Regions from separate parts of the Homo sapiens genome. Here all the other regions are linked to region 1. Evidence: chromatin loops called from intact Hi-C (ENCODE). Cell type or tissue: HCT116. All regions are shown on one strand. Region 1 has its middle 34 kb from the start of NCR2. Region 2 overlaps FRS3 (fibroblast growth factor receptor substrate 3). Region 3 overlaps FOXP4 (forkhead box P4).

What was found. A loop is a pair of places that touch in the nucleus more often than their neighbours do. Peaks named below come from ENCODE experiments on the same cell type or tissue, not always from the same donor. Only the 100,000 strongest peaks of a DNase experiment are listed, where the experiment ranks them.
Region 2: it touches region 1 in a loop (14-fold over the local background); 36 of 110 quality-filtered maps call a loop at or near these places.
Region 3: it touches region 1 in a loop (10-fold over the local background); 98 of 110 quality-filtered maps call a loop at or near these places.

The regions. Positions count from the first base shown.
Region 1 is chr6:41,368,044-41,370,543 of GRCh38, forward strand. No RefSeq gene overlaps it. Among named protein-coding and RNA genes, the nearest start is that of NCR2, 34 kb to the left of the region's middle. RefSeq lists an enhancer at 1,416-1,916. In HCT116, a CTCF peak has its summit at 1,011 (motif pointing right); a DNase peak (open chromatin) is centred at 1,018; H3K4me3 peaks cover 343 bases.
Region 2 is chr6:41,774,937-41,777,436 of GRCh38, forward strand. It overlaps FRS3 (fibroblast growth factor receptor substrate 3), which reads right to left. Exons shown (of 7, transcript NM_006653.5): 3 at 1,986-2,074; 4 at 483-669. The coding sequence starts at 2,051. Among named protein-coding and RNA genes, the nearest start is that of FRS3, 3.7 kb to the right of the region's middle. In HCT116, a CTCF peak has its summit at 1,149 (motif pointing left); a DNase peak (open chromatin) is centred at 1,145.
Region 3 is chr6:41,600,853-41,603,352 of GRCh38, forward strand. It overlaps FOXP4 (forkhead box P4), which reads left to right. Exons shown (of 17, transcript NM_001012426.2): 17 at 1-1,532. Among named protein-coding and RNA genes, the nearest start is that of MIR4641, 3.4 kb to the left of the region's middle. RefSeq lists an enhancer at 2,219-2,500. In HCT116, CTCF peaks have their summits at 967 (motif pointing left) and 2,384 (motif pointing right); DNase peaks (open chromatin) are centred at 959, 2,129 and 2,409; H3K4me3 peaks cover 449 bases.

The DNA.
Region 1 (2,500 bases):
TCAAGCCACTAATCCTGGCACTTTGGGAGGCTGAGACTGGAGAATTGCTTAAGGCCAGGAATTAGGATTCAAGACCAGCCCAAGCAACATAGCGAGATTCCATCTCTACAGAGATTTTGAAAATTAGCTGGGTATGGTGGTGCACACCTGTAGTCCTACTTAGAAGGATGAGGTGGGACCATCACTTGAACCCAGGAGTTTGAGGCTTCAATGAGCCATGATTGTGTCACTGCACTCCTCTAAATTAATTAATGAAAATGAAACACGAAGGAAAGAGCCCTATGCCAAGCAGAGGTCTCCTGACCTTGGGATTAAAGATGGAGAAGAACTGAGGTCGACTCAGTGTGGTCACCCATTCCATGCTCTTCGTTTGTTCTGTCTGAGTATCTGAGGTCGCAGGAGTGCCCCACTCAGAACAAAGCACCTTGTTCTTCACCTTCAGGGATAAGATTGCTCAAGGAGCCTGAATCCCAGAGAAAGGACAGAGACCTCTAACTCCCCATCCATGCAACATGCATGATAGAGTTTCCCAGCTGTCCCTGAACCGGTCTCAACCTGCAGGCCCATGAACCCATCTGAAATGGGCTCAAATGGAGAATGAGAAAGGACCTTGGAACATTCCCAGAGACTAATTTGGGAGCTCAGTACATCAGCTAAAGGTATTTTCTAGATGATTCTTCAGAGCCAAGGAGAGGGAGAGCTCCTGGCCTAGGATGGAAGCCAATATTTTACTCTTCTCACACTCTGTGCACCAAGAGATGGTGTGAATGTGAGAGAATCACTCTGCAATTTTACTAGCTCTATGTTCTTAATCGAAGTGCATTGCCTCTCTTAGCCCCAATTTCCTTATCTGGATAGTATGGGAAATGACAGTTCTCTCTTCTGGAGTTACTCTATTGATTAAATAAAGTAAGTGAGACGCCGTGCAAAACACCTGGCACCTGCCAGGCAATCCGTAAGCCTTTTCCTGCGCCCCCTGTCGGCGCTGGAAAAGTTCTGTATCTTGTATCAACCCCGGCTGCAGTATCCTTCATAACCACCAGGAGGCGGTGTGGGACCACGGAGCCTGCTTTGCCCACAACTAGACTCACTGGGGGAAAGGAGAGAATTCCTCCGCCTAAGGAGCAGCGGAATTGGAGCGCCAGAATTGGAGCGCCAGAGAGACACCGGATCTTACCTTCTTGCGCTGGAGTTGCCCACGCTGTCTCCATAGCACGAAAAAGAACCAGGGTAGGCATAGCAAAGGCAACAGGTGGGACGGGGAGCCAGGGAGTGGAAACGCCGGAGGTCCTCAGGCTGGGGATCCCGGAGTCCTCGCTCAGATTCCGATTCCGGAGAAGGCCAATTCCGGGACCCTATCCATGTCCCATTCCGGGCACCTTCCTCAAAAGTAGGGGTGGGAGGGGCATAAGCCGGTCAAGTATTTCCCGGGCCTTCCGGAGCAATCTTGCCTAAGCGTTCATATTTAACGCATTGGACTGGGAAACATTTGGAGATCATTGATTAAGAAATACTCAAACCTGGGCCGGGCGCGGTGGCTCACGCCTGTAAATCCCAGCACTTTGGGAGGCCCAGGCGGGCGGATCACCTGAGGTCAGGAGTACAAGACCAGCTTGGACAACATGGTGAAACCCTGTCTCTACTAAAAATACAAAAATCAGCCCACCGTGGTGGTGGGTGCCTGTAGTCCCAGCTACTCGGGAGGCTGAGGCAGGAGAATCGCTTGAACCCGGAAGGCGGAGGTTGCAGGGAGCCGAGATTGTGCCACTGCACTCCAGCCTGGGCGACAGAGCAAGACTCCGTCTCAAAAATAAAAAAATATATATACTCAAACCTGAAACCCATGGATAAATTAAATTCTCTAGTCTTTGTTTATCGTTTTTGAAAACAAAAATTGCATTTTTTGACAGGGTTTTACCATTGCCCAGGCTGAATGCAGTGGCACAATCACAGGTCACTGCAGCCTTGACCTCCTGGGCTCAAGCGATCCTCCCACCTGAGCCTCCTCAGTATAGCTAGGACTACAGATGCGCACCACCATGACTGCTAACCTTTTAGTTTTTGTAAAGATGGGATTTCCTTAGATTGCCCAGGCTGGTGATCCTCCCACCTCGGCCACCCAAAGTGCTGGGTTTACAGGCATGAACCACCACACTTGACCCACATCGTTCTCTTTTTAAAAAAATATTCCAGCCCGGCACGGTGGCTCATGCCTCTAATCCCAGCACTTTGGTAGGCTGAGATGGGAGGATCCCTTGAGGTCAGCAGTTTGAGACCAGCTTGGCCAAGATGGTGAAATCCGTCTCTACTGAAAAAAATTTTTGTTAAAAAAATGCCGGGCCTGGTGGCGGGTGCCTGTAATCCCAACTACTTGGGAAGGCTGAGGCAGGATAATCACTTGAACCCAGGAGGTGGAGGCTGCAGCAAGCCGAGACTGCCCCACTGCACTCCAGCCTGGGAGACAGTGAGACTCCATCTAAAAAAAAAAAAAAAAATCCAC
Region 2 (2,500 bases), 410 kb after region 1:
CTAGGAGCAAGGATGCCTCTGCCTGCTCTGCCTGCTCACCCAGCGCCCCTGCCTCTGCCTCATGAATTCCAAAGGTAAGATGCATGGAGGGAAGTCTCCTCCAGCAAACATGACCTCGGAGGCTCACTATTTTGTTGGCAGCCTCATCAGAGAAGCTTGTTCATTCCACCTCTGCACAGCCATAATCCCAAACTGCACTGAACACAATCCCATGCAGGATTCCTTTTGCACAGCTTAAGTCTGGATCCTAAGAGATAAACTCAGACCATGCCACTTCTTCAGAGAGCTGTGGCTGGCTCTAGCCTTGACCTTATGGAATAACCTACCACCCCTGACCTCTGACTGCAGGGAGAATACATCACACTCTACTGCCCACAGGTGATGGGGATAACACTAACCTCTTGAGGGCTAACCTATACATTAGGAACCCTGGAGTACTGCATAAGCCCCTATCCCAGGGTGGAGCAGGGCCTGGTACTCACCCTGGCCTGTCTGACATCGGCGGCCACTCTCAAAGGAGAAGAGGTTGGAGTCGTAGCCATAGCGCCGCAAGCAGAGATAAGGCCAGCGGACGGCCTCACGCCGATGCAGGTGCAGCACCAGCTCACTCTGCGTCAGCTCCATCACCCCAGAGCCCAGCTCCACCCCCTCATCATCCACATTTGTCACCTGGAGGGGAGAAGACAGAAGGGTCAATGAGTGAGTCCAACAAGTGTTTGCATGGGTCCCTGAGCCACTGGGAGACAATCTGATGCAGGACAAGAGGTGGGGAACCAAAGGTCACATCCGACTATCACAGACTCTACTGAATGCCACATAACTACATGAAGCAGTGCCATGGACCCACGGCAGTTCTCTGGGCAAATCCTACTTCTCTAGTGCTGAGTTTTGTCATATGGACAGTGAGGGAAGAGGTAGGTAGCTGACTTCCAAGGTCGGTTTGTTAGATAACAAATGTTAGACGACCCTAGACAGCCCATGCCTTAGTATCCAAGGGCCAGATGTTAATGGGGAAGGGGTTCAATTGTAAATTCAAAATCTTGAGACTGGGACACCCTGACCTAGGAAAGTCAAGCCCAAGGCAGAACCAATGCACATCTCCTCTACCACCTCCCCAACTGTGTGCCCTTACTGAGGGCTCCCTCTTCTGGTGGGCAGGAGAAACATGTGCTTCAACATGCCCCAGAATGAGGAAGGAGGAGGCTCCCTCTACAGAGAGGTGGGCAGGGGAGAGCACAGGTCGACTTGGGTCTGCCCTCAGCTTCCCACAGCAAACAGCAAACACTGATGTTGTGCTTACTGTGTGCTAAGCACTATTTAATTTATTTATTTATTTATTTTTTGAGATGGCATCTCGCTCTGTCACCCAGGCTGAAGTGCAGCGGTGCAATCTCAGCCCACTGCAACCTCCACCTCCCGGGTTCAAGTGATTCTCCTGCCTCAGCCTCCCAAGTAGCTGGGATTACAGGCGTGTGCCACCATACCTGGCTAATTTTTGTATTTTTAGTAGAGACGGGGTTTCGCCATGTTGGCCAGGCTGGTCTCGAGCTCCTGACCTCAGGTGATCCGCCTGCCTTGGCCTCCAAAAGTGCTGGTATTACAGGTGTGAGCCACCGTGCCTGGCCACTAAGCACTATTTTAAATACTTTACGTATATTAACTCACAAATACAGAATTTTGTTTTCTCTAAAAAAAAAAGGGGGGGGGATATATAAAGTTATAAAAATACACTGACAACAGTTCCAAAAGCACCATTATGGCATTTCTTCATTCTTGGTAGTATCAAGAGCCATGAAAACAGCAGTGGTCTGGGCCTCTTTTCCTCAGGCTACTTGAGAGGGTGTGAGCTCAAGAAGTCTCCATAAGCCCACAACCTCAGCCTGGCATTTGATTTGCTGTTAGAGAAGCTGAGGCAACTCCATTAAATTGTGTCTGAGCCCAAGAGGCCATGTTGGGAACACAGGAGAGGAGAGGGCTCTGGGTACCTTGAACTTGGTGGGGTGGTTGTCTGGAACGCTGTCTCTGTTCAGGCAGCTGCAGCAGCTCCCCATGGTGTCAGAGCAGCCAGCCTGCCCTAGGAAAAACATACAGGATATGCAGGTCACCAACTTCAGCTTCAAAAAACCCTGCTCTGGGGAACTTGGGCAGAAGCACGTCATTGTGATCACCTACTCTGTCCAAGAGACTGTGTGATACAGACCCCCCCTCAAAGACTTCACATTCTCAATCCAGGGCCAGACACACATTGGATAAACGTTAATTCAAGTTACAATGTGTTAAGGATGAATGCCGATGGGGGGCTGGAGAGAGCTTCTCAGAGGTAACATTTGATCTGGACCTTGAGAAGTATGTAGGATTCTGACCCATGTAATGACAAGGAAGGCAGGGACACAGGCAGGAAGAAAAGTAGGGGTCCAGGAGAAGTGATCTGCAGCAGATGGAGGTGGGTGCCAGCCCGAGCCCCTTATTTGGATTCAGCAAAGAAATTGTCACTTGGGGG
Region 3 (2,500 bases), 230 kb after region 1:
AAACAGGGTTCTCTGTCATTTTCCTGTTTTCTTCCAGAGTCCCAATCCTTTGCCCTAGTTCTTTCACTAGTTTGAAATCCAAGTTCTTGCCAGAGTGTTGGAGCAAGGCAGCTGATTTGCTGCAGGGATGGAGAGGACCACCGCCGCAGGGTTCTTTTACCTGTGCCACCAGCTCTGGAGACATCCACACCCATTCCCAGGTGTCCTTCCAGGCCCATTGTCCACGTCTTCAAGGGGGCTGCCTGGATAGGCGTGTGTGTGTGTAGTGCCCAGGTGTGGTGGTGGCATCCTGAAGCAGTAGGACCATTAGTGTGCGTGCACACCCACGTGGCACACTGTGTGGTGACCATGGTCATCATAGTGGGCTCACGGCGGAAACGGGATCATTCAACCTATACAAAGGGGACCCTGGATAGGCTGCAAGGAAAGAGGCCAAGGGCCAAGCTGCTAAGCCAAAGATGGCCCCTGACACCTCCCCCAGCCCCAGCACACCAGCCTGCACCTCTTATCCCGTGTTAAGTCCTGGTTCCCCACCTGCTGCCCCTCCTCAACACAGAGCCCCTCCCGCCGCCTCAGACCCCTGTGCACATCCCCAGGGCCTCAGCCGTCTCATTGGTCTTTATTTTTTATTTTTTTTAAGATGGAGTTTCGCTCTTATTGCCCAGACTGGAGTGCAGTGATGCTATCTCGGCTCACTGCAACCTTTGCCTCCCAGGTTCAAGTGATTCTCCTGCCTCAGCCTCCCAAGTAGCTGGGATTACAGGCGTGCACCACCACGCCGGGCTAAATTTTTTTGTATTTTTAGTAGAGACGGGGTTTCTCTATGTTGGTCAGGCTGATCTCGAACTCCCGACCTCAGGTGATCCGCCAGCCTCAGCCTCCCAAAGTGCTGGGATTACAGGCGTGAGCCACTGCACCCGGCTCTCACTGGTCTTACGCCACCTTCTGGACACTCCCTCCTTGAGGGCAGAAAGGAGTCCCAGGCCTGTCCCTAGGGACAAGGCCCAGGGAAGAGTGTATTTGGGGAGCAGGGGAGGGGAGGGTGTTGAGAAAGCTGAACTGGAGTCAATCACCCTTCCCACAAATCACCAAACTGCTGGAACTCTCCAGCCAAATGCTGGGAGAAGGACCTGGAGGGTGAGTCTTTGCTGACCTCTCTCTACTCTCAGGCATGTCTTTTGTCCTTTTCGTCCATCTATTTCTGTCTGTCGCTCACTCGCCCCGCTTTCTCTGTCTCACCTTCATCCACTCTGCAGGCCTGCTCCACCACAGCCCTAATCCTCTGGACGCTTGTGTAGGGCCTGGGGTGAATTCCCTGTCCCCCATGGTACCTCGAGAGGGGCTGGGGAGCTCAGCTTGGTCTCAGAGTCTCCCCACCAGATACTGTTTAAAAAAGTAGCACTGATGTGTTTTGTAATCTGCCCCTCCCAGCCCTCCGTGGAGGCTGCCAGGGCCTTGTACGGTAAACCTAGCTGCATGTAATCTGTGGACAATGGCATTCTCTACAATGCAATAAAAACAATTACCCATGATTTTGCTGCGGCCGCTTCCCCTTTCCCCTTCTTCCCCTCCCAGCTGGGACCTACCAGAATGCCCCAGAGAATCCTTAGGTGTTGGCTGCCAGTCTCCCAGCCCCCTTACTCTGCCCCCTTGAAGAAGTAGTCAGTTCTGTGGACCAGCCCCGGGGGCATTCTTCCTATGCCAGACTCTGGAGGGACAAGACTGCACCTAGCTTTATTCTCAGGACCGTCCTTCCCGCGGTCTAACTTCAGTTTCTCCTGCTTCAACTAGAGTCCTCTTTTTATTCCTCTCACAGGGATATAGTGAATGGTCAGTGCATTTGCAGGTGGGGTGATGATCTATTTTGGACACTGGTACAGGAGAGGGTCTTGCAATATAAGAAACAAGAGCTGTTATGAACCACCACCTTCTGGGTGCATTGGGCTTATAGACTCAGTAATTTATTTTCTTCCTGATCTGACATCCTACATGGGGCAGCCCTCCCACAATTATTACCTTATTCGAAGTATGAACCAACATGTCCACCCCACCCCCAACCCCCATCACGCTTTGCCTCAGGAAGCGCTGCATGCTGGGTATGTAGCTTCTCTCCTTTCTACTGTTAACTCACAGCCAGGGAGTAGGCTGTTAACTGCAGCTGGCAGCTTGTCCTGGTCTTAGCATTGCTGAGCCCTGTTGGGGAAGCTATCTTTGGAACCTGGGGAAAAAAAAAAGAGAAATACTCCAAGCCGGACGTTTTAGGGGTGGGATAAGTAGCGCTCTGCGCTCTGCATCCGACAGAAGTCCCCCTTCCCCTTGGCACTCAGCACTTCGCTCCCCCACCATGAACTCGCCACCTTGCCCAAGGCCTTCTTGCCGATGGTCAGCAGAGGGCGCTTTAAACAAAGCAGACCGGCTCCTCTGGACAAACTTGCCTGTTTCCGGGGCACAGAACAACTTCCCTGAGAATGCCAGCCGCCGTACAGCGGAGGGCTCAGTA